Linked DNA regions of Mus musculus: all the other regions are linked to region 1. Evidence: chromatin loops called from intact Hi-C (ENCODE). Cell type or tissue: heart. All regions are shown on one strand. Region 1 overlaps Gm31755 (a long non-coding RNA gene). Region 2 has its middle 3.1 kb from the start of Fli1. Region 3 overlaps Fli1 (Friend leukemia integration 1). Region 4 has its middle 4.5 kb from the start of Gm31871. Region 5 has its middle 7.3 kb from the start of Gm32171. Region 6 has its middle 21 kb from the start of Fli1.

Evidence for each region. Peaks named below come from ENCODE experiments on the same cell type or tissue, not always from the same donor. Only the 100,000 strongest peaks of a DNase experiment are listed, where the experiment ranks them.
Region 2: it touches region 1 in a loop (2.4-fold over the local background); 7 of 42 quality-filtered maps call a loop at or near these places.
Region 3: it touches region 1 in a loop (2.0-fold over the local background); 7 of 42 quality-filtered maps call a loop at or near these places.
Region 4: it touches region 1 in a loop (7-fold over the local background); 25 of 42 quality-filtered maps call a loop at or near these places.
Region 5: it touches region 1 in a loop (10-fold over the local background); 22 of 42 quality-filtered maps call a loop at or near these places.
Region 6: a loop joins it to region 1, with 6 times the contacts of the local background. A loop is called at or near these places in 17 of 42 quality-filtered maps.

Annotation. Positions count from the first base shown.
Region 1 is chr9:32,403,026-32,407,025 of GRCm38, reverse strand. The region is part of intron 1 of Gm31755 (a long non-coding RNA gene); the gene reads left to right. Among named protein-coding and RNA genes, the nearest start is that of Gm31755, 6.7 kb to the left of the region's middle. In heart, a CTCF peak has its summit at 1,542 (motif pointing left); a DNase peak (open chromatin) is centred at 1,535; H3K27ac peaks cover 505 bases.
Region 2 is chr9:32,542,548-32,546,547 of GRCm38, reverse strand. It overlaps a transcript of Fli1 not described here. Among named protein-coding and RNA genes, the nearest start is that of Fli1, 3.1 kb to the right of the region's middle. In heart, no CTCF peak of the experiment used is centred here; DNase peaks (open chromatin) are centred at 1,657, 2,147, 3,127, 3,447 and 2 weaker places; H3K4me3 peaks cover 3,273 bases; H3K27ac peaks cover 3,042 bases; H3K27me3 peaks cover 2,634 bases.
Region 3 is chr9:32,454,690-32,458,689 of GRCm38, reverse strand. The region is part of intron 4 of Fli1 (Friend leukemia integration 1); the gene reads left to right. Among named protein-coding and RNA genes, the nearest start is that of Gm22060, 9.8 kb to the right of the region's middle. In heart, CTCF peaks have their summits at 1,776 (motif pointing left) and 2,420; no DNase peak of the experiment used is centred here.
Region 4 is chr9:32,587,970-32,591,969 of GRCm38, reverse strand. No RefSeq gene overlaps it. Among named protein-coding and RNA genes, the nearest start is that of Gm31871, 4.5 kb to the left of the region's middle. In heart, CTCF peaks have their summits at 27 (motif pointing left) and 1,874 (motif pointing left); DNase peaks (open chromatin) are centred at 109 and 1,859; H3K27ac peaks cover 212 bases.
Region 5 is chr9:33,245,183-33,249,182 of GRCm38, reverse strand. No RefSeq gene overlaps it. Among named protein-coding and RNA genes, the nearest start is that of Gm32171, 7.3 kb to the left of the region's middle. In heart, a CTCF peak has its summit at 2,037 (motif pointing right); no DNase peak of the experiment used is centred here.
Region 6 is chr9:32,560,827-32,564,826 of GRCm38, reverse strand. No RefSeq gene overlaps it. Among named protein-coding and RNA genes, the nearest start is that of Fli1, 21 kb to the right of the region's middle. In heart, a CTCF peak has its summit at 2,309; a DNase peak (open chromatin) is centred at 2,156; H3K4me3 peaks cover 270 bases; H3K27ac peaks cover 304 bases; H3K27me3 peaks cover 233 bases.

The DNA of each region.
Region 1 (4,000 bases):
AAACAAATGAGTGAGTTTGTGGCTACTTTGGAGTCTTCATACAAATACACACACACATATATACATGTGTATATACATATACATATGTATGACAGTTAATCCCAAAATAGTCCAAATCTCAATATAAAATGTAAGTGAAAATGTTTATATTTTTCCAATTTGCATTTCTTTCACTTGACATTTTGAAGATATAGAAAGCATTCCTTTTCCTATTTACTTATATTCTTAATGAAGGTCTCACTTCTTAAAGTCTGGGTTCACCTTGAACTCCTGGGATCAAGGGATGTCCCTTTTTCAGCCTTTTGAGTAACTGGGACCACAGCTTTGTGTTCTCCGTGTGATAAACTTGGCTTGCACTATGCTATAGTCTCACATTCCAGACTTTGCACACATCTCTGTTTCTGGACCACTGTGCTCTCTTGATCCTTGCCTGTGTCTCCCCGGTTTGTCCACGGCTGACTGACCTCCTGCCCATGTCCCAGGCTTCCTCTTAGCGTCTTCCCAGGAGGCTCTTTCCCCTTAGGGCCATGGTCTTTGAGGTGATTCCACCTCTGAGAAGCACGCTTTCTGCCAGCTGTCCTGGTCTGTGAACTCTCATTGCAATTCTCTCCTGGCTCCCTAGAACTTTGCTTATTGTCTAAATGTGCATTACAGATGGGTAGCAGTCCAGGTTAGTGTACACCGCCTGCATTCCTTGCATCCAGGCTACAGTACAGTTGGGTCTTTATCACTACAGGTAATTCTGGAAGAAACACCTATCTTTATGTGAACTAAGCTGTTATGTGTCTGGCAATAATAACCCCACACCATAGACTCTTACTGTATAATCAACACTGTTTCCACAGATGTTTTTCTGGTGTTATTTCCCACAGCAGTGTGTGGCTCTTTTTATTATCATCATCTTGCTGATGAGAAATCTCCAGTCTCAAGAGGTCCAGTGACTCACCAAATTCATATGGAAGCCTCTGGGTGCCAAGATCGGAAAGCGAGCTCATAGACAGTGGGGATTGCCTAGTGCTGAGGAAGGAAAGCCCGCGATTGACATAGGTTGGCCTGTGCCTGTGCCAGGGAGATTTTTCTGCCTCCGACTGCTGTTGCAGGGTTAAATAAGAGAGTATTCAGTGTCTGCTAATGATAAACCCCATATAAATGCTTCACACATCGATACATACCTGTCCAGCCCTGACTGACACATACGGATGGTGAATTAGTTGATATCTTAATCCCTGTGAACTCCAATTTCCTCCCTTGTAAGACAGATGGTAGTAACTGTATTTCAGCCTCGTAAGGTGTCACATAAAGCATATAGGATCTCATAGACCGTCATGTACCCTGCAGTAGATCGCAGCATTCTACATTTGCAGCCCAGTTTAGCTTTCTAAAGTCTTTCATTTTATTAGCCTATCGATGATAGGAGTCATATATGTGTGTCTCCCTATTAAATACTGCAATCATAAAGGCTTCCTGGGAATGGCTATAATGGCTTCAGGTTAAGCTTACATTTGGGATCTGGAAGTACATAGCACCACCTGCTGGCCATTTAAGCACACTTCGTAGACAGTGCCAAGTCAACTGGCTTGTGGTACCTCCTGGTGGGCGCCTTCCTTCCCTTTATGCTTCCCCTCCAATACATTTCCTGTCCTTATTCCTCTGGGGACCTGGTGGTTGTCTGGAGCTTGGAACCAGTCAGCAAAAAAATGCTTTCCTCTCCTCGCTGCGGGGCCCTTGGTTTCTCTAACTGTATGTTAGCAGCATGAGATGAGAGTGTGTTCAGCTCTCATTCATCGCTGAGCTTCTGGGTTTCTGGGTGCCAAGAGCAGCAGTGAACCAGCCATGGGAGGAAGTGATCATTTGATCAAAGCAAAGGAGATGAAACTTGAGGTAGAGAAGAAGTCTCAGGTGAAGGGGTCAAGAGCTTGATGTGGGGTATATATGCTTTAAGGTGTAACACGCTTTCTTCAAAACTCCTGAGCTTCATACTATATCCCCTACCTCTTGGGCCTTAGCCTCAGCTGGTGATGTGGTGATCTGAGCTCACTATGGGAATAAAAGTGTTTCTTTGAGTGCAACTTTTGAGTCATCTAAATACAATGTAGGTGGTGGTCCCCAGCCACATAGTAAGTAGTAAATTACCTCCTTTTTCTCCATAAAGGAAGGTCGCACTATCAACATAGTGGCTATAAAGACTGGGAGAGATTCTCAGCTCCTTGAATATGTGAACAGATGTCTCTTGCCTCTAGTACCCAAGAACACAGTTCAAGGGTATCATAGTCTCCATGCCCAGATTTGTATGCTCTGCTCTGTCCTGCCCTGCCCTTTTTGCTGCCCCCCCTCCAGGCACGAGTTTTCCTTCAGAATCAGTGATTCAATGGATGGAATTTGCAGGGTGACCCCAAGAAGGTCAGACATGTAAGAAAGCGCCTGTAAGAAAGAAATTCTAGAATGTGGAAGCCCCGAACTCCAACCCCTACTTGCCTTCTTTGGAGTGCTGGCATCCAGGTGTGTTGTAATAGCCTCGGAGCCTTAGTTTAACTCCTGAAAGACTAGAATTGCAAAACTAACCCTGTCTCTCTAGGAAGTCTGATTCTGCCTCTGGTCTCCTCTATCTGTCCCTAATGTTGATGTTAAACTCTCTTGTGTAGAATATATAGAACTGCACAGTCAGGTCACTGTCCCTCGGGTACTCAGCTTCGTTGAGCAGGCAGTTGACTGACCCAAAACCTGTTTTGACATCATATCCATCCACATGCGATGCTCTGGCCACTCAAGCCTGTCCATCATTTCCCAGAACCCCTCCTCAGTTATGTTAGTCTGAGGCATGATGTATCTACCTGGTGGTCCAGCTCTGTACCCCCTCACCTTTCCTTATTTCAAGTTTTACCCCTCTCAATGAGTCCAGATTAACTGCTCACGCCCTCTCTTCCTCCACCTCACTTGACATTTTTTTATATTTCATTTTTTAGCATTTATTCATGTTACCAGTTTCTTTTATTTTAATTGTGATATACTTGAACATAAAATTTTACAGTAGTAGAAACCCCCAAACGTTAGAAACCCCAAACGTTTATGGACCCTAATTAAAGGGTAATTATCAAGAGAACCATGGAAATGAACCCCACCCCCTTCTCCCAAGCCAAGCCTTCCCCTGTACTGGAGTAGAAACATCTGTCCTGACTTTTCAACTAGCCCAGATTTGAACCTTGAAAAGCTGCTAGCCCCAGATATTCTATCTCACCCTGGGAACTCTCGTTCTAAGATTCCAGCTTCATCTTAGGGTGGGTGGGCAGAGTAAGCTTTGCAAAAGGAACAAGGCTTTCAGACACCAGACAGCCACAGTTAGAGTCTCTTATGTTCAGAACAGCAGGGCTGGGTCTTAGCAGCTACTCCAAAGTGATATGAAGAAACATAAGAGGGGGGTTCCACAGATGTTGGCACCCTCAGCAAGTATCCCTATATAGTGATCTATCTAAAAAGTGATCATCCTTGGGAGAAACTGTTAAGTGGCAAAAGCTACAGGACAAGGTTCCCAGAATTCTGCCCAGTGTAAAAGAAGTAGGGGTATAAATGCATATGAACTGCTTATATTTTCCAAAAGGAGACCACGTAGTGACCTACTTTCCAGCATGATGACCGAGCCAAGAATGGCAGACTGCGTGTTGCAAGTTACTTCAAACAGAGAATTGTAGCTGTCCTCACTAAAAATAAATCATAAATATTAAGCTGGTTGTGATGGAAATGCCTTAAGCCTACCACTCAGAGATAGAGGCTGGCAGATCCTTGTGAGTTCAAGGCCAGCCTGGTTTATAGTGAGCTCCAGGATAGTCAGGGATACAGAGAGACTCTGGCCTCCCAGAGGCGGGAGGTGAGAGAAAAAGAAAGCAATGATAAACATTGGAGATGATGACCATCCAATGTATAGATTAATTTGATCATTCTACTGTACTTACAAGGATCAAAAATCACATTGTTCCCCATAAATATATACAATTACTATTTTATC
Region 2 (4,000 bases), 140 kb before region 1:
CTAAGGAACAAGGAGACCTCTCCACCCAGTCTCTGGATGCAGCTTACTACAGACTGAGGGCTCAGACCTGGTCCTGCAGGAGAGCCCTTTTCAGGGTGGGGATTGAAGGAATTAGAGAAAAAGACAGAGGAACCTCGGTGACAGTTAAAGATGCTGATATGCAGTCCTAGATGCCTAGCTATTGACAGCTGCCTCCCTTTGCCAGGCCCTGTTCTGATCATTGTGCGTGTTTGTAAGAGAGCAAGTTCAAGACACAGACACTAAGGAGAGTATACTGACTGCCAAAGAAGTTCTAACATTCATGTCCATCATAGCCCTTTTAGATGCATCCCAGTCTGTGGCCATTGCGCAGAGAGGGACACTAATTCAGAGAGGTTAAGAGTCCAGAGGAATCCAGTGGTCCAGCCTAAACTTTCACACACGCGGAATCTGAGTTAGGAGGTGGATGGAGAAGACCAGAGACCCAGTGCAATAATGCGGTCCAATAATAGCACAGTACTTACATTCCTATTCCATCAAATGGGGCGTTTCCTTGAAATCTGATACACACACATACACCTGCACAAACCTGATAGGGTTCTCTTCTTTCTGTCCTCCACTCTATCAGCCTGAGGATTTTGCCCATGCTGCTTTTGGGGGTGACATCCTCCTTCTCCCTTGACTCACTCAAAGGGAGGCTGCTAGGTCCTGAACCTGCACAGTGATACTGCCCATAAGTTTCTGGCATGTAGGTCCTGAAGCTGCGCTTCAAGGATACTGGTCCGTATTTGGAGAGAATATTGTATGGGGCTACTGGGAGGTCGGGTTGGCTGAGATTCCAGAAGCTGAACCCACCCGCGACCTCCATAGTCCCCATTATGGCGCCGCCACTGGATGAGGGTCGCGACACCGGGCTGGTCTCCACCTCCTGTCATCCTGTGCTCTCTGGTCAGTCTCCGACTCCCTTGGGGTTTTCTCGACGACGCCTAGTGGTCTGGGGGTTCGCCTTCCAATTGTCTGGGGCTCGGGTCTCTGAGACCCTCCTGGCCTGGCCCCCTGCGCGGCTCTGCAGGCGCTGCGGCCTCCCACGTAGAGTTTTGAACAGGGTCGGTGCTAAGGCAAGAACTAGCGTGGGGAGCGGGCAGGGCGTACAGAGGCTCTAAATCTTCCTTCAATCTGTGAGTGGATGAAGTCTGAGAAACAAATTCAAAGCAGGCGCTCCTGCAGAGCCTTCCTGCAGAAATATTCCCCAGCATTCAAGCGCATCCAGGGGCGGCTCAAGCTGCCTTGTTTGGCTAAGGTCAGACGAGACTCGAGTTCTCCAATAAAAATAAATCTCAAATTAATTATGGCCTCGAGCGAGAGGCCAGACACTTGAAGCTGCAGTTGTGCAGTCTGGAGTTTTGGCGTTCGCCTGCCAACCCCTTCCCCTTCCCCCACCCCCTCCTCCACCTCTTCCCCTCCTGCTTTGCCAGTTAGATACCCTCTGAATCGGTGGGAGAAGAGAACGCAAGGGGGAAAGCTCTGCCACAGACTCTTTGCCAGACCTGGCATCTTTAGGAACTTCAAATGACCCAGATGTCATCTGGTCCGAAGGCACCCCAGGGATTGGGCTCCGATTGTCCTGTCCTCCCACTCCCGTCCCAGTCTAGGACCAAAGGAGCCCGGGAAGCTTGCGTCTGGAAAGTCTTGACCCGGTCAAAAGGGCTGACATTGAGCGAGCCAAGACACGTTTTGTCGGCCGTTTCCCTCCCTGGGGAAGCAGAACTTCCGCATCTTTGAAATTGTCAAGTGTATATAAAGCAAGTCGTCTCCTCAGTGCTTTAATGAAAACGCTAAATTCAAATGTTTCTTAACTAGTCACCTAAGTGTATACAACTTAGAAACGTGTGTCAGGATGCTTTGTTGTTGGAATTTTCTTTTCCAGATTGTACCTTTAAAAAAAATATATTTAGCCTGGCTTCTTGAGCTATGAGCTTCCCCTGATTTGAAAATCAAGAATGGGCTGGTGGAACAGCAGCAAAGGTACTGGTACCATCTCCCAACCTCCAGCCCCCAGCCCTGCCCAGTCTGGGAAAGAGTGAAGCCCACAGTCCTTAGAGCGCCAGGAAAGAGGGTGTGCACCACTGTGTGGGCAGGGGCTGCCATTCCTGAGCTGGACGGGTACACAGGGAAGGGAAGAGCCAGTGAGAGCCAAAAGGGGGGGGGGGTAGGAAAGGGAAGGGGAGTGAGAAGCGAGAGAAGGGGAGGGACCTGCCCTCTCCAGCACAAGACAGTTTTCATTTGCAGCAGGCCTCACCGCAGGCTCTCTATCAATTTGTCTCAATGCAAACATTCAAAATATTCTCTTTGGCTGCTCATGAAAACAATGTGAGCTGCCAGGATCAAACCATCTTTCCAGATGTCTGGTGGTAACCACATTAAACAGGGCAGACTTGTTTACTGTTGTGTTTGGTTAGGGCTTTTCCCCCCTTCGGGATTTAAAAGAGAGTCAGGAGGATCCAGTGGAGCACCATCCCCAGAGTTACATAAGCGGGCAAACTCGCCCACCAGAGCAACAGCAAGGGATGGGAGGAACCCGACATTCTATCCCAGATCTGTTCAAAACTGGGGGACAGTGCCTTCTTCTGTGTGGAGAACCCTGTGAATGAGAGGAGGTTCCGATGGAGGGGTCGGTGGTAAAATGTCAATAGATTGCAATGATGCCTAAGCCTGTCATGCCCGGGGGAGCCTATGCCAGCGCCCCTACGCCCCAAAATTGTGAAATTGCTTCAGTGTCCGGTTTGCAGGCAGAGACAAACAAAAAAATACTCCCTAGCTGAGGTGGGGGTTCAAGTCTTCATTTTTATCCGGATTCTTGTTGAACAAGAATTCTTGTTGAGAAGGAATTGGGCTCAATGAAGTTCGGGGATATTCCAAGTGAATTATTCCAGTGAGTGTTATTCAGCAATGGACGTGACTGTCGTTTGCCAGATCAGCAGAAGCCGAAAGGAAAACCTGGTGATTGTCTGCCACTTGGCCCTTGGGGCAGGGCGGGGCGGGGCGGGGGGCGTGGTGATTAAATGTGGATTGGCTATTTTGTGGCCTTTGTAACTGTCCAGTGCCTGGAAGGAGACCCTCTGCGGGGAGACGTAAACACTCCTTTCGGACAGAAAGAGGCTCAGTATAGCCTGGGTGCACCCTCCTGAAAGCTACGTTGTCGTTTGAATGTCTGGGCTGAAAAGGAAACAATTTGGGGTTTGAAAGGATGTAATTCATTCTTCTTTCCCTTTAACCTCTTTCCTCTCTGGAAAGCATGTGGAAACGCTGAAGGGAAGAGCAAGAGGGCGGGCAGCCCGGCCGCAGGCAGGAAAGGGTTAAGCCTGATTTCTTTTAATTGAACTCCAGAACTGGTGGCCCCAGGCAAAGGGGGGGGACTGACCCCGCTAGCGGTAACCAGATGTGGCGGTCCCAGGGGAGCCCCGGAGCAGACCCCTGGATTGAGAAGCAGACAGGAGGAGGGGGAGTGGGCCCGGCCCCCACCCCACCCCCCACAGTAAACCGAGTCTCAATTGCTGGCAGGCTGCACCGCCACTCCAGGTCTGGTCACGTTCAGACCCGTGTCTGTATTCGAACCCCAAATTGGAGCTGAATTGATGAGACTAATTTGGAGAGGGGGAAGGGGGGAGGGAGGGAGGCGAGCGAGCGAGCGCAATTGCTCCTGAAGAAATAAAGAATTAATAAGTCACCTTCTTGCCGCCGTGGACACCCTCTTGATTTTTTTTTCCTTTCCAATTTATTCGGATCTGCTCTGGAATTTTTCCCCTCTTTTCCCGGGAGGACTCTTAAATAATAGTGAGAAAGTCCACAGCGTGGTCTGAAGAGCGTGGAAAAAGGTAACCTGTTTTCAAAGTCTGGGAGATGGGAGTCAGGCCGCCAGCGCCGATACCCCAGAGAAGCCTTAACAAGAGAGCTCCTGGGTCCAGCAGGGGAGGCGCGGGGGATAGCAGAAAGAACCGAGCCGGTAAAGCGGGCCACGCCG
Region 3 (4,000 bases), 52 kb before region 1:
GGAAAGGAAAGGAAAGGAAAGGAAAGGAAAGGAAAGGAAAGGAAAGGAAGAAAGAAAGAAAGAAAGAAAGAAAGAAAGAAAGAAAGAAAGAAAGAAAGAAGTAAGTCTTAAAAAACAAAAGACACAGACACACAGTTGTTCAATTTCAACTTGCCTTCTTGACATAATTGCTGGGGATTACTATCTCCTGCCTGGAAAATGCACACTTCTCTATACTCTTAGCTCTGTACCTCCCACCTGCCCTGAACTTCAGTGGCTAGTTCCATCTAGCCCCTGCCAAACATCCCTGACCAACCACCTGTAGTTGTGGCCACAGGCCCCAGCTTCTCCCAAGACCTCATATGGCTGCTCCATTCTTCTCCCTCCAAGGCTTGGCAAAAACTCCCCCTCTCCTTCCTTTCCTCTCCCTTTTAATCCAGCGACCCGGAAGTCCTACCTGTACCTTCTGTCTAGCGATTGGCCCATGGCTTTCTTTACTGACAGATCAAGAACCAATTGGGGAATAGGACCTCAGTATCAGACCTACCCTTACACATAAGATGTGCTTATGACACAAAGTTGAGTCTGTGGGCCAAAACAAATATGATAATGGTTGCATTAAATTTAAATTTTCTTGAAATGTAATACAGATTGTAATAACCTTCTGAGGCACCTGGATTTAAAATGATCTTCATGAAATTTTTTCTGACTTTTTTTTTCAAATTATGGTTTCTTTTTTAGGATTCTAACCTCTAAGACCCTGGTTATTGGGTACTACTTGGCTGTATCAACCCTAGAGGAGGCCATTTGTCAGACATTGTCTGCTCTGTGATGGCTGAAAACTTTTGCCTGCTAACAGACATGCCTTCAAGCCTTCTCTGTTTTTGTTTTTCCAGACTGAATTACATGAGCTATTTCATGATAAAGAGAGAGACCAGGGTTTGGCTGCAAGGTTGGGGCCAGAGGAACAAGTGTAGATTCTTAGCATCATTGTGTTGGGCTTTTGTTGGGGAGCAGCTGGGGCTAAATGATTCCCCTTTTGGCAAGACATAGAGGGAAAAGAGCTGAGACTCACAACATAGATGTAGGGCACAGCGTAGAGTAAAGGGAGATCAATACAGAAAAACTGGGGACTAGCCAAAGCATGGATTGATGGAAGTCAAAATTGGCTCAGCAAGATGGGTCAGTGGGAGAAGATACTTCCTGCTAAGACTGGCAATCATAGTTCAATCCTTGGGACCCATATGATGGAAAGACAGAACCAACTCCCATTAGATGGCCTCTGACATCCACATATACACTAAAGCATACAAGTACACACACACACACACACACACACAATGTAAAATTTGATTGCACTTTTCTAATCTCTTATTTCTGAGTTTTGTTTTTTGTTTTGTTTTGTTTTGTTTTTGTTTTTTGTTTTTTGTTTTTTTGTTTTAGATTCCTTGTAGGGCGCTGCATTCTTGCATCAAATTTACTTTCACAAGAGACAGTTGGCTATTCTTGTTGTCTGGGAAGAAAGGTCTACTTTAAGTTCTCAAAGATTAATCATAAGTTAAAGAGGAATGGCCAATGATAAGGAAGAAATAACAATGTCCTCATGGATGAGCCCTGCCTAGAGGGTCTGGCTCTTCACATCTGGGCCTTTCTTTTGGCTGTTCCAGATGGGGTACCTGTGTAGCATTAGGAAAGAGATGAAGGGACTAGAACTGACTAGGGTACCTGCAGTTATTGGAGTTCAGCTGAAATATCTGAGACACAAGCAGACACCAGCCCAGGTGTCATTCACTTCCTGTGGACAGAACACCCCCTTGTGGACACCATGAACAAAACTTTGATTCCCATTTCTTGACCGAAGCAACTGAGGCTGGCTAGTTTCAGGAGCCCATCCAACGGTATCTGGCATGTACAAAGCACCTGTCCTTACCTTTAGTCCTCGGACCACTGAAGCTTTCAGTCTGAGCTAAGGTCACTGCTGCAGAGGACTTGATGACTCTCATGCAGGATGCTTGAATATGCCTGAATTAAGATGCTGACACAGGCAGACCACACCTCATTTGTCTCCCTTCTCATCTCCAGGGCCAATCTCTTCTCCAGCCTCCAACTTGAGGGCAAAACCAATGTCCCCATATGGCTTTCCATTTGTGTTGCACCAATAGATGCAGGCTTTGCAAAACTCCTCTGCAGCCTCCAGGAGTGAAGCCAATCAAACCAAATCCCTCCTCTCACGCACCCTGACCTCCTCGATTCCCCCAGACTCTGGGTGTGATTGGCAGCTCTGCCAGGATCTCCCAGATATGCCCACTGGACAGAGACACTGTTGGCAGCTGAGAATGGGCAAGTGAGATCAGTCCCTTCTCAGGCCAAGGCCAATGAGGCAACGCTATCTGTCTCCAACTAACAGTTCAGTCACAGAGCCACTGGGGGGAGTTTGGGGATGTCTGGGAGCCCAAAAGCTCCTGGGATGAGTGGCCCAAAGCAGAAGAAAAGGGGTTTTGTTGTTGCTCCTGTTCGTTTTCAAAGGAAGTGAGTGGAATGTCCATCTGGGCCTGAGCTGGGAAACCTTCTAAGAAGGCACACTTTCAGACAGTGGCAACCCCAGAGGATGAAATACATCAAGTATCAGGGACACCACAGAAAAGGACTCCAGCTTGATTCCCATTTTTAATTTAAACGTAATGGAAAACACATTTTACACTCTGTGCTATCCCCATCTGCAACCTCAGATGGCCATGCAAAGGTGATGGCCCAGTCATTAAGCCAAGGAAGTGTTAAACTTTCCATCTGGATCAGGCCAAGAAAAGAAGGCAGGCTTCCAATAAGATAAAGTGCCCAGTTGCCTGAAACTCAGTAGTCAGCTGGCCTGTTGTTTAGCGTGTAGAGCCTTAATTCCCTCCCCAGTGTGCATTTAGGGCTGGGGCTGGCTGTAGCACAAAGAAAGTGAGCTAGGAATTGACTGGCTGGCTGGGGTTGGGTTGGGGTAGATGCTGCTGGGTTCTATGGTAACATGAATGGAGCCAGAGACAAAGGCTCTGGCACCAGGTCCCCTGTCCACACTGCTCCAGGTGTCCAGTTTGAAAAGCAAGTTAGAGAGTCCGCAGAGCTAAAGGAAGCTAAGGACTTCCCATCTGCAAGTCCCATCCTATGTTCACTTTACTAACTCCTTTCAGATCCCAAAACGGAAAACGACCTTGCTGGGCTAGGGATGTCACTCAGTTGGTAGAGCACTTGGCTAGCATGCAGGACACTCTGGTTTTGATCGTGTGCACCCTAGAAACTGGTGTGGTGGTGCCTGCCTGTCATCTGCAGCACTTGGGTGGTGGGAACAGGAGTATCAGACATTTACGATGGTCCTGGGGCTGTGTAATGGCTGCTAAGCCAACCTGGTATACATGAGAATCTGACTTAACAAAGAAAAAAGAAGAGGAGAGGGGGGAAAGGAAGAGGGGGAGGAAAGAAGAAGAAGAAAAAAGAGAGCAGAGGAAAGAAAAAGAGAAAACAAAGTAATCTTGTCCTCGAGCTCTTAATCTTGAAGGACCGGGTCACTACCAACATTTTAGAGCAAAATGTGTCTCAAATCAACAGACACATATATGTGCACATGAATGTATCCTGTCTCACACACACACACACACACACACATAACAGAGTGAACAACACTTTAAATTAGGTATAACATGCAGGGAGTTATGAAAATCACAAGGTACAACTAGCCCCCAAGACACCTGCCCTCACCTTCCAGCACCTTTTCTTTCCCTTCTTCCTTCCCTCCCCCTCCCTCCTTTCCCCCCTCCCCCTCCCTCCCTTCATCCCTTCTGCCTTTACTACCCCCCTTACTATTTGTTTGTTTGTTTATAATTTCTGGGACAGCCTCACTGTGAACCTCAGCCTATTGGAACTTTCGGTGGTGCTCTTGCCTTAGTCTCTGGAGTGCTGGAATAAACGTGCATCCGTTCTTGCCCATCTTGCCTGTATTGATTTAACCTAAAGGATGCTCCTGCTTCTGAACTGAGGACAG
Region 4 (4,000 bases), 180 kb before region 1:
TGGCTCAATGGCGCCCTCTTAAGGCCAAGAAGGAGAGGTACAGGAAAAGAGGATACGGTGTCTAGAGCATGCCTGGCCAGCCAGGGTAAGTTCCCACGTAGGCAGGATCCGCTGCTCCCTGTGTAACAAAACCGAGCAGCTGCATTAGTCATCCAGTCCAGACACACCGTGCAGATGTGGGTGCTCCCGCCACACAGTTGAGAAGGGGTTGGGCTTAGGCATTAAACAGGCCTTGGATTCAAGTCCCGCACAGGGTTGTTACTTAGCCTCTTTGACTCAGTTTCTCTCTTTACATGATATAAAATATTATGAGCATTAAGATAGGAGCATCCTTTGCTCTCTTTTGGAAATTGGTTCTAGGACCACCACCCAGGCCTCTCAAAGAGTAAAGTCCATACCCGGTTCCAAATGCTTTAAACAACGTAACCGCTGTGTAGATAGCTGTTACACAGTAGTGTTTAGAGAACTATAACAACACACCCAGTTACTACAGATAAAGTATCCCAGGCCAGGCTGAAGAGTGTACAGAGCCATGTCTGGGGGGGTGGGGGGCTGTCTATTCTCTCTCTCTCTCTCTCTCTCTCTCTCTCTCTCTCTCTCTCTCTTTCTCTCTCTCTCTCCCTCTCTCTCTCTCCTTGCCATTTATTTGCTCTCAACATGCACCGAACTATTTCATTCTCACAGACCCTGTGATCTATGGTGTATTATTATCTACTTTATAACAACAAGAAACCAGGCCCATGGTGAGTTGATAGTTACCCCATCTCATAGTTGGCACAGGCAGGCTTGAGTCCGGGTGGTATGGCCTGGAGACCCAACAACCCTGCGCATAGGACTCCTGCTCACTGGCAGACTGCCCTTCTGCTGGGAGAGCAAAGAAGAAACAGTGTGGCTGGCCTGGCATAAAATAATTAATAGGAACTTGAGTTAGACTCTGGTTCTTGATAGGTCATTTCCAGAAGAGGCAGGTCCTTGGGTCCATCTGTGCTGTCTCGTGCAATAGGGCTTCTTTCATTGATAAAGGTAAACAATATTTTGTTGTAAGTATCTACCACATTTGATTGCTCTATTTAGCTGTCAAAAATAGTTAGGCTATTTTTCACCCCTTAGCCACTGTCAACGATGCTGTAAGAACCATGAAAATGCAGTGCTAGTTCTCTACAAGATGCTGACGTCAGCTCCTCTGGGAAAAGGCCCTGGAGCAGATTCTTCCCTGGGTCTCCGTTAGTTTTAGGTTGCCATGGCAGCGGCATCTTTCTGCATCCCCATCAACAGTGCAAAGGTTCCAATTGCCCATACCCTCAACAATGTTTATTCTTGTTTTGATAATGCTGTCTGACAGGTGTATGATATTTTCTCATCGTGAGGGAAGAATACAGGAATGAAATGTCATATTGACAATGTAAAAAACCAGTAAATGATATTTGGACAGTCTGCATGCTGTCCAAATCTGACTTTAAAAATATATATATCAATATACCCTAACTACAAATTCTTAGTATTTTTTTATTATTCAAAATTCCTTATTGGTATTTACCCTCAGAAGTTGGAGGGGGCAATCAGTTCCGAAAGCACTTCCTACCTAGATATGCTATTCGTGTTTCTTTAAAAAGTGAGCCCCTCTGGGCATGGTGCATTTTTATGAAAAGGCTAGGTAAGTTTGGGGTAGGAGGACAGAGCTGAAAAGTCTGTCGTCTTTGTGGATAGGGGAAGCCACATTTAAAGGGCATTTTTTCTTCAGAAAGAGACCTCTTAGAACAGAAGTTCAAGCAAGAACATTCTTTCAGCTAAAGGCCTCTCTCCTCCTACTGACTGGCTCCATCCCTTGACAAAGACACGAACTCTGCTTTGTAGCGACCCCTGCTGGCCATATGCACGTGGTACAATGTAGCCAACTACCCGTTCCTCCTGAGATGCTGATAAAAAACAGAGGCCAGCATATAGGCAGCCCCTCCTAGTCTCTTCTGCCTTCTGAGTTCTGGACTATCGTGAGTTAAGAGAAACCTTCCTGGTCGCCCAGCCTTTTGCCTAGGAGCTGCTAAGGACAGAGATGGGCAGACACGAACCCTTCCCCCTAGACGTTTAGAGATGACTACAGAAGAGAGGGTATCATGCATGCTAGAGCGTGGCATTGCAGCGAAGAGGGGGCCCCCATATATAAGCACTAGAACGTTGGCAGAAGAGGCGCTGTGTGAGCTTCTCTGGAGCACTGAAGCAGAGAGTGTGCCGAGGTCTAAGGAGGACGCATGCTGGGGGGGGGGGGGACACACACACGACAGGGCTCCCGCTGAGGTGGGAACAGTGGTATGGGAAGGTTTCCTCTGCGCTTCTAAGGCTCCTCCTCCTGATGATGTTTAAAGCAGAGCTCTCCTCTTCCGAGAATAAGGAACATGAGTGAGGTGGGCTTTCAGAACCCTCACTAAGGAAGAGGTTGGCTACGCCCCTCCCAGAGACCCTTGGCTTCTCTGTTAAGACACCATTTGTCACTTCTTTGCTCAAGACTGTTGGGTGCAGTAATGACCACAAGGGCAGTCTAGGGAGGCAGGTAAGTTCTTTTCATCTAAAGCTGGTGGGAAAAAAAATCTCTATCCTCATCCCATGGGATTTTGGGTTCTATTAGAATCCAGTTCAGAGATGACTTACAACAAAGCAAAAAAACCAAAAAAACAAAAACAAAAACAAAAAACAACCCAAAAAAACAAAAAAAATTACAAAAAAAACAAAAAAACAAAACAAACAAACAAAAACAAGTGAATTAATTGGATGTTAACAATAGTGTTCCTCGGTTCTCCTTGAAATCATTTAAAATGTTTAAGGGCAGCTAATGTTCATCAGTCATATTGGGTGCACCTTGTGATGGACAACTGAGCCATAAGAAGTGACAAGTGTCAGAGGAGAGTCTTGGACTTCTTTCTAGCATCTTTGTTACTTTCAAATGTCCATAACAATGTCCCCAAATGGAATCATCAAGCTATGCCCCAGCTCAAATAAGGTTCAGCCATTACACACGGGTAAATCCTTAACTGTGTAGGGAGTCAGGGGACTGCTCTTGACTCTGTGGGGCTGGGCTCAGCCTCTTGTTACCTGAACAGACAGTGTGAACACAGAGGAAAGTAAACAGCCCTTTGCACGTTAAGGACCAATATGGATATAGTAATGGATTCCTCCAAACCTCAGCAGCTGAGTCGATTTACAGCTGGGAAATTAGACAAAGCTCACAACTCCCCGAGCTGGCTGCTTGCCCCTTAAACACTACCTGACTGTCACCAGCCCAGGAAGAAATCAAGTGGCCTCCTGGCCTCAAAATCTCCCAGGGTGTTCAAGGGCTCCAGGCAAGGAAACGTGACCTTCCCTAGACCCCCAGCCCCCAGATCTCCAAAATGTTCATCTGGTAGAGCAAAGACAAAGCTTCTGAGAGCCTTTTTTTCTGGGAAAAAGTGGGGGTCTCTGTGATCCTGGGGGGCCCAGCCTCAAAGAAACTTGCTGGAAAGACTTGGGGCTCTACTGTCAGAAGCTAAATGGGAACGAAGCAAGAAAAGATGGAGACAATTGAAAGATAACCCTGAGAGTCTCACTTTTCCGAAAATGGGAATGAGTAACGTCGTAAGTCCTTGGACTGACGGGGCAGAAGGAAGCTGGAAGCAAGTGGGGGAAGTTTAATCAACACAGAAAAGGGCATGGAAGAAGGTCTAACTGAGAAGAAGCGGGAAAGGGAGCTGAGGAGAAGAGTCGGGTGCCAGCCGAGCTAGGAAACCAAGCATTTCAGTAATAACACAACAGCTTTAGAAAATCAGTTGTGAAAAAAAAGTCAATAGAGTTGAAAACTCCGTTTATCATTACTCTGCTTCCTAAAGTGTGGGACCAAAGGCAGCAATTAGCATTGCAGAGCTGGGCTTCAGGGTTCAAGTCATTGGTCATGTGCAAAAATCCATGATGTGCGCGTGCGCACAAGTTGGGTGAGGCGTGTAGAACAGTGTACTGCTCTATTGAGAAAGATGAA
Region 5 (4,000 bases), 840 kb before region 1:
AAACAGGACTGAATAAACGTGGGCAGAAGGATCCTGTTGCAGCGTCGTTCTTCCTGGCTAGTTGGGCGCGCGCAAGAGTTTTCATCTCCAGGTTGCCCTCAGTTTGGGTTTTCTTGATTGACTCTCTTTCCTCTTGCAAGTCTGAAAGTTTCCCCCTTTTCCCTGTCTGTGCTTTCACGTGTTTCTTTAATGCATTTACTCATTTCCTCTTTAAGGACTTCTAAGATAGTCATAAAGACGAATTCAAGGTCCTTGTCTGCGTTTCAGCTAATTACATTGCTCAGTGCCTGCTGTAACAAGGTTGCTGGGCTTTATTGGAGACACACTGTGCTGACTGTTACTAATTGTGCTTTTGCACTGGTGTCTAGGCATCTGGCTTTGGGATGCTTATAATTCTAGGTGTTAATATCTGATTTTGTGTTTGTTGGGGGATGTTCTAGTCCTTGGTTTCTATTGCCTTCTCTGGTTCTTAGGAAGGTGTGGTGACTGTGGATTACCTGGTCTAAGATCCTACCAGATGTGTGTAGGGTTCTTGGCCAGAGACCACTCTGTCACTGGGCATAGCCACTTGGGGACACAGAAAATGGGGAGTTTGTCTGTGCTTATCCCATGCTGCTGCTGGGGTGGGTGCTGGGCTGTAGGGAAGCTCCAGGGCACCACTCCAGGGTTGGGAAAGCATAGTCTGAGACATCGGAAAACTGGAGCTGGTTTAGGGGTCCCTGGGCCTGTGAAGAGGCCAGGGCTATGTGTTTCACAGACTCTTGGCCATCCAGGCAGTGCCAAGAGTCCAGAGCAGAGAATAGAGTGGGGGCAGGTAGGCTGGGAACATTGTCTAGCTCGGGGCTGGGGGACAAAGGGAATTCCAGCTTGTCTCAAAGGTAATTGTCCTTATCTTGGTGGATGCAGGCTTGGTGGTAGTTGTTTCAGAGAGCTCAGAAAGGGTTTCTAGAGGAGATTAGACTGCATCTCTGAAGACCTTCTTCATGGCTCTCCATGGCATATCTTGATGAAAAGAGACAGCCCATTGCTCTAAACAATTTATTGTCATGGTGGAAAATGGATTCGTAAAAGCATACCCTCCTCTCTCTCTTCTCAGGTTGGGCCTGAGATTAAATACATTTTGCAGGGAGGAATGGCTGGAAAGGGAAACTTATTGGCTAAGCCCTCTGGGTCTCTAGGTACCTCATTAGCATGGAGAACTCTGTTTTGGGACTACATGACCACAGGTCACATCTCTTTTATGTGAGAAGTATGGCACATGTTCCAAGTCAGGAGTCTGGCCAAGAGCTAGGGGAGTCACATAAGCCTTAGGTGACTCTACCTTACTGAAATGGTTTTATTTCTCACAGTTGTAGTCATGGGGGAGTGCAGCTCCAGTAGAATATGTTTCTTGATATTGAGAAGTGACATTTATGGATGGAGATTGGCTGAAGGGGGGTCTACAAGAGAAAGCAAAGCAAGATATACTAGCAGAATCTGTTTAGTCACCTGAGAATGGGGACAGAGATGGAAGAGAGAGCAGCACCTGCTACAGAGCTGGGACTACAAGCCTGAAGGTTGGATTTAAATGAGGAGGGGAAATGATAACTGAGGATCCTCAAGCTGCTATCCTGGCTGACCTGGCTGGATCCCTAGGCATGCCTTTGGGGGGCTGACAGCCAAAGACTTCATGCCACAGTCTTGTCCATTTATAAAATACCAATACCTAATTACTCCATCAGAATATTATGAAGGGTAAGTACTTAAAATAATGTTTTAAAATATTATAAACTTTTCAGTAATGTGAATCCAAACAACAAAATGAAAGGAAAAAGGTTGCTCCAGTAGGCCTTGGAAGAAGAGAGCCTTGGCACTGAGCTGCAAGCCAATTTCCGGAAGTAATTGTAATTTGGCTTGGGATTGAAAAGCCTCTGCCTTCAAATATGATATGAAAATGAAATGAATGCTCAACCTCTGAATGACATTTTCATGTTTTTTGATTTTACTAAGAAGCAACTTGGTCCTTTGAGTGAGGGTCATAGTCCAATGTGGCCACCAGATGGCAGCAGAATTCTTCCCATGCTACTTTTGACATCCCAATGATTGCTAATTAAAGTCCAGGGAGCAGATCTTTGAAGCACCTGAGCTGCACTTGTCCTATGGTGGTATCTCCTTCGGGACATAGTGCTTGCTTCTTCTGCTCACCTTCCCTGAAGGTTGAAACCAGCCATTGTGAAAGCCATTAGCCTAGGCTCAAATAGATGATTAAAGAGCCTTGGCATCAAATTGTATCAAAATCCTGAGTTCATCACCTGGGAGATGGGAATCCTATTAATGACGACATTTGGAGGTTGGGGATATATGCTAAACAATCAGTGTTATCTCCTCATCTGTCTCTGGTAGAAATGTCAGCAATCTGTGGCAGTTTGAATGAGAGTGGCCTCCATAGGCTCATAAATTTAAACATATGGCTGACAGATGGTGTAACTTTGAGGGAAGTACTAGAAGGGGTGGCCTCGTTGGAAGAGGTGTGTTGTATGAGGTAGGTTTTGAAGTTTCAAATGGTCCTAGCCATCCCCAGTGCCCTGTCTGTCTCCTGCTTGTGGATAAAGATGTGAGGCACCCAGGTGTTGCTCAGCCTTCTCTCTGCCATCATGGACTCTGACCTTCTGGAACTGTAAACCAGTTAAACTCTTTCTTTATAGTTATCCCTGATGGTGGTGTCTTATCACAGCAATAGAAAACAAACTAGTAGAGTAGCAGACATGGTAAAGAAGATAAAATGGCTTCAATGGGCTGGTAGGAAAGGAAATGGGCTGTGATGAACAAGCTGACTTACACAACAGGAGGGAAGTTTGGAGTGGTTTCATGAGGGTGGTGTGCTGTGATTCAGAGCACAAAGAGATATAAGGTCTGGAGCTCTGTGGTGGCAGGCTCAAGCCTAACAGTCCTTAAGAATAGCCTCCATCAACCGAGATGGCTGGAGAAAGGAGTAGCATGCTGTCTTTTGAGTCTTTTTTTTTTTTTATTCTGATGCTATGGATTGAACCTAGGACCCCACACATGCTAAGCATACACTCTACCACTGAGCCACACTTCCTGCTTGTCCTACGAAGTTACCATGCTTCCAAGTCTTTGTTAGCGGTCTCTTACTTGTATTTCTCATGCTTTGGAAGTCAACCTGCCCAGGGCAAAAGGAAGTGGCAGTTGATGATATGGTGTTAATATAGCAGAGATATGCAGCAGAAGAGGTAGACACTCTATTGGGTTTGTAGAATGCTACCTAATACAGTGTGCATTTTAAAAAAAGTTAGACTTTGTAGCTGTAGATTATTTTAAATTTAACAGAAAATGAAGAAAAGTCACAGTGCAAAATTACCCATAAACCTTTTCCATAGACTCTTGTTGACATTTGACCCAATACACTTTATAATTGGTTCTAAATCCATCAACATACTATCACATTTTTTAAATGAAAAGACTTGAGTATAAATTATATACACCATGGCACTTCACTTCTAAATATGGTGGTATACATTTTCTTGATCACAATGTTCTGTCATTAGCTGCAGTGCTATTGCCTGTGTTCACAGTAACATCAACATGCCTATATTCTGTAATCTGACACCCATATCACAATTGTCCCATGGCTCAATGTTGTCATCAATAGTACTTGTTTTCTTCCAGAATAAGATGTAGTCTGGAGTCCATTAATGATATTTCCAGTCTGTGTCCCTGGAACCATATCTAATCTACAGCAACTCTAATCTATTTTGTAGTTCTATGTAAATGGACATATTTGAAGAATACCACTTAGCCTCTTTTTAAAAGGAAAACATTTTTCATTATGGTCTATGTGCACATAGATTCATACATAAACACAGAGACTATTCATTGCCACCCTGAAGACATCGTAGATGATGCTGAATTCACCTGGAGACATACCAACTGCTTCCTACTGATGAAAGATGATTTTGATCACCTGTTTCTGATACCTAACTTCTCCAGTGTGTAATTGCAA
Region 6 (4,000 bases), 160 kb before region 1:
TTGTCCTTCTTTGTTGTATGTCTTGTCTCTCGACACTCAGAGGCGTCATGTGGCATTGAAGAATGTGACTTCTACCCCCGAAAGGTCTAATAGGAAAGAAGCTTTAAGACATTGTGTGATAGAAGCTTCAGCCCGAGCTCCTGGGCATCAGAAGAGGAAGCATAAACACTGGAGGGCACAGTGTGTGTGTGTGTGTGAGGGGGAAGGTGAGAAGACGCAGAAGGACAAAGTATGAAAACAGGCCTTGCCCTGTTAGTCAAGAGAATAGCCACAGGAATGAAGGTGTCCCGGGCAAGACCAGAGAGCTGCTGGGGCCTCAGCAATAGGGGTCCAGCTGAGAAGGTAAGGGGGAGAGGGAGGAGTCTTTTCAGCCACCTTTTACCTGCAGCTCACCACACTGGGCTGGAGAGCACCCAATCTAGTTAAGGTGTGTGTATCAACCCACCTCAGCTCGTTCGGGAGAGAGTTCTCCATCTTGTAAGCCTGTTCCTTCGCCAATAGAAAAACACCTGGCCAGCCTTCAGGATTTGGCTGAGTCCCAATTTGGGCCTCATCTTATGAATACTCCAGGACATTCCAAAGCTCCCTAGGTCAAGACAGTCTACACTATCCCTGATCAAGTAGTAGTGGGCTACAAAACAAAGTTCAATGATAGTCTTTGGCACATCTAAACTATGGTTTCTCAGCCTCAGCACCAGTGATGTTTGGGAATGCTCAGTTCTTAGCTGTTATGGGATATCCTTTGCATGAGAGGGCATGAGAGGAGAGCAGCAATCTTGGACTGCATTATCAGATGCTAACAGCGCATTGCCTCCTGGTGTGATGATAAAGACATAGCGGGGCAGAAGATCTTGGTCTAGACAGGTTAGAGAGCTTGCTTCTCACACAGAAGCTGTACCACCCCCAGAATCTGATATCAATTGTACACACACACACACACACACACACACACACACACACTCATGCATAAAAGCACACGCACACACACACACACACACTCATGCATAAAAGCACACACACACACTCATGCATAGAAGCACACACATGGGGGGGAGAGAGAAAAGAGACAGGAGAAAGAGGGGGAAAGAGAGGGGGAGGGAGAGAGAGAAAGAGAGAGAGAGACAGAGAGAGAGACACACAGAGAGAGACAGAGAGAGAGAAAGAGACAGAGAGAGAGAGAGAGAGAGAGATTTTAAACTATAAAGCAAGGATAGGGAGCTGGAGAGATGGCTCAGGCACTGAAGTATCTGCTGTGCAAGCATGAGGGACTGAGTTCATAGCCCCAGCCAGCACTCATTAAAAAGCCAGGCATAATGGAATGCCACTGTGATCCTGGTGCTGCCTGATGGGACAGACAGATCCCCAGAGTTCACTGGCCAGTCAGTCTAGCTGAACTGGTGAACCCCAGGTTCAGTGAGAAACCCTATCTTTAAAAAAAGTCAGAGAGCAATTGAGAAAGACACCTTGCACTGACTAACCACTGGCCTCCATGGGCACAGACACACAAACGTATGTACAACGGTACAATTTCACACACACACACAGTGAAGTTAGAAAGATGCTGACAGCTTGTCTTGTTTGTAAAAACTGCGATCCAGCAATTATTACAATCACTCCTGAGCCAAGTGTTTGTAGGAAGAGTGCACTTGCTCTGTGTAGGTTGCCAGATCGTACTTATGCCTGGAAAGAGGATAACACAGGAAGGAGGTGCACACCAGGCTGTAGAGAAGGATGGAAGGGGAACTCTGTCAGTGGACGGACAGCCTTCCAACCCTGTAAGTGTTTCAGACATGAGGCATATTGTTCCAGCTGAGGATGTTAGCAAGCCTTTGACTTGCTGAGTTGTGGGTGGTCTGACAGAACACTTACTAAGGAATTGAGGTCCACTGAGGATTCTGGGAGAATTGCAGGAACCATATTATATACCCCCCCCCCCCCAATGAGCAGTCCTGGAGAAATTGATCGAAAATAGCAGAAGCCACACTTCAGGGCAAAGGGAAGCAAAAGGCACGAGAACGGTAAGATGAAATGCCACACAGATGAATCCTGGTAAAACCGGCACTGTCCAAGCCAACCCCAGCCACGCCTCAGCAAGTCTTCTGTCATCTCATTGGCTCCATGTAACAGAAAGCACCTCTACACGCTCGGCTTGTCGTCTAACACATTTCGAGGAAGTTGGCTGGCCCTGTTTTTATGACAACTTCTCTTCTGAAACATCGTAAATCGCTAGCCCTTCCTCCAGGGTTGGATTTACTCTGTTTCCAGGGTTTAGCAGCAGCTGATCCTTGGCTACTACCTCATAATGGCCTGAAGATGTCTCCTGAGAGCAGAGCTGAAGAGCTGAGAAATCCCTGCTGGAAACAGGGAGTTTGCCTGTAGTCCACTTTCCCCATGCCTCCTGGTAAACGAAGGAGGGAGCCCAAAGATAAGCTCTTTTCCCATCGAGGAATATAAGAGATAGAAGCAACCCGTTCTGTCTCCTGATCATAGTCACCTCCCCTCCTAGGCTCCACAGAACAGTGTGGGACGCAGCAACTCCAAGAACTCCATGAACCTTCGGGGACCCCGCACCATGTTGCTCCTCCTCCTCCTCCTCCTCCTCCTCCTCCTCCTCCTCCTCCTCCTCCTCCTCCTGCTCCACATCCCTCGCCTTGTCAGGAATCTCCAAGCTCTCACCTGACTCACAGGTGATTCCGAGGATGCAATATCACTACACAGAAAGGACCAAGGTCCAACAAGGTTGATCTTGTCATGAAAATAAGTCACGTGCTACATCTCTCCCATATATATTCTTCCCAATGGCAGGCCAGCACCCATCTATTCAAGGGCACTCTCCCTCAATCGTCACGTCTGTATGTCTGTAGCTGCGGCCTAGAGAGACTCAAGACACCAGCTAAGCTTTTCACAAGCACAGTTCACAGAGCGAAGAGCAACAGCAAACCACAAAGAGCGTACAGGTCAGTGCAGCTCTCCCAGGCTCTCCTCGCCTCTGTGGGAAGGGCGTGCAGATCTTGGATTCTCCAGGTCCAGACTTAGGGAAGATGACCAACGGCCATCTAAGCAAGAGGCCGGGCCTAGCTCTACACATGTGCGCTCTAAGTTATGCGAACCCGAGCCTTCTGTTTCTGTTTATTTGTCTTGCCTTGTGTTGTTTTATTAACCAGAAACTTGAAAAGGAGGCCGTCTTTGTTGTGTTGCCATTTGGCAGAGGACAAGAGGCTACAGTAGCAAGCAGAGCCTAAACAATTTTTTTTTCTAAATCTGGATGAAAGTTCCCTCCAAAGAGAAAAACTATATCCGATTCCCTGTCTCCCACTGACCCTCGGAAGGACTCCCCACACCTTACCTTCAAAACACAGAACTCTAGCCAACGAAAACGGAAAAACACAAATTGTTGTACATAAAATGAAAGATCAGGGGTGCAGACAGGTCTGTGTCAACGGGGTATTTTTAGCCACTGGGGAATTTTTTTTCTTTCAAATCAAGTTTTAAGACATGACTTACTGCACATGGAACTGGGACTTGACCATCTACAACTATTTCTTCTCACTTTTGGCAGAATATCATATTTCCATTTAGAAGACTGTTACAACTGAGGATGGAGAGATGGAAAGATGACTTCATAATTGAGAGGTAGATGTGAATGACCAGATAGGACAGCCCATTAGCCAGCAGTGCCCTTAGGGCAAAGACACTGACTCCTATCCCTTCTGCTCCCATTTCTATGTACTGAGCCATTGGGTCCCTCCCCTAGGCCTTACACAGCATCCTCTGTTTGTGCATCACTTTGTCCTTCCCATTCCCAAGCTCAAAGCAAAAGACCTGAAGTGCCAAAAGAGCTTGCTGCAAGGCTCACAGCATTCCCAAGTCTTAACTGAAGGGTCTTTAGACAGAGGGTAGTAGTGGTGACAGATGGGTACTGGTCAGGACTCGGTCATCTCCCCCTCTGCCCTGTGCAAGGACAGGAGATGACTGCCATTCAATTTTCCCTCTACTTCCC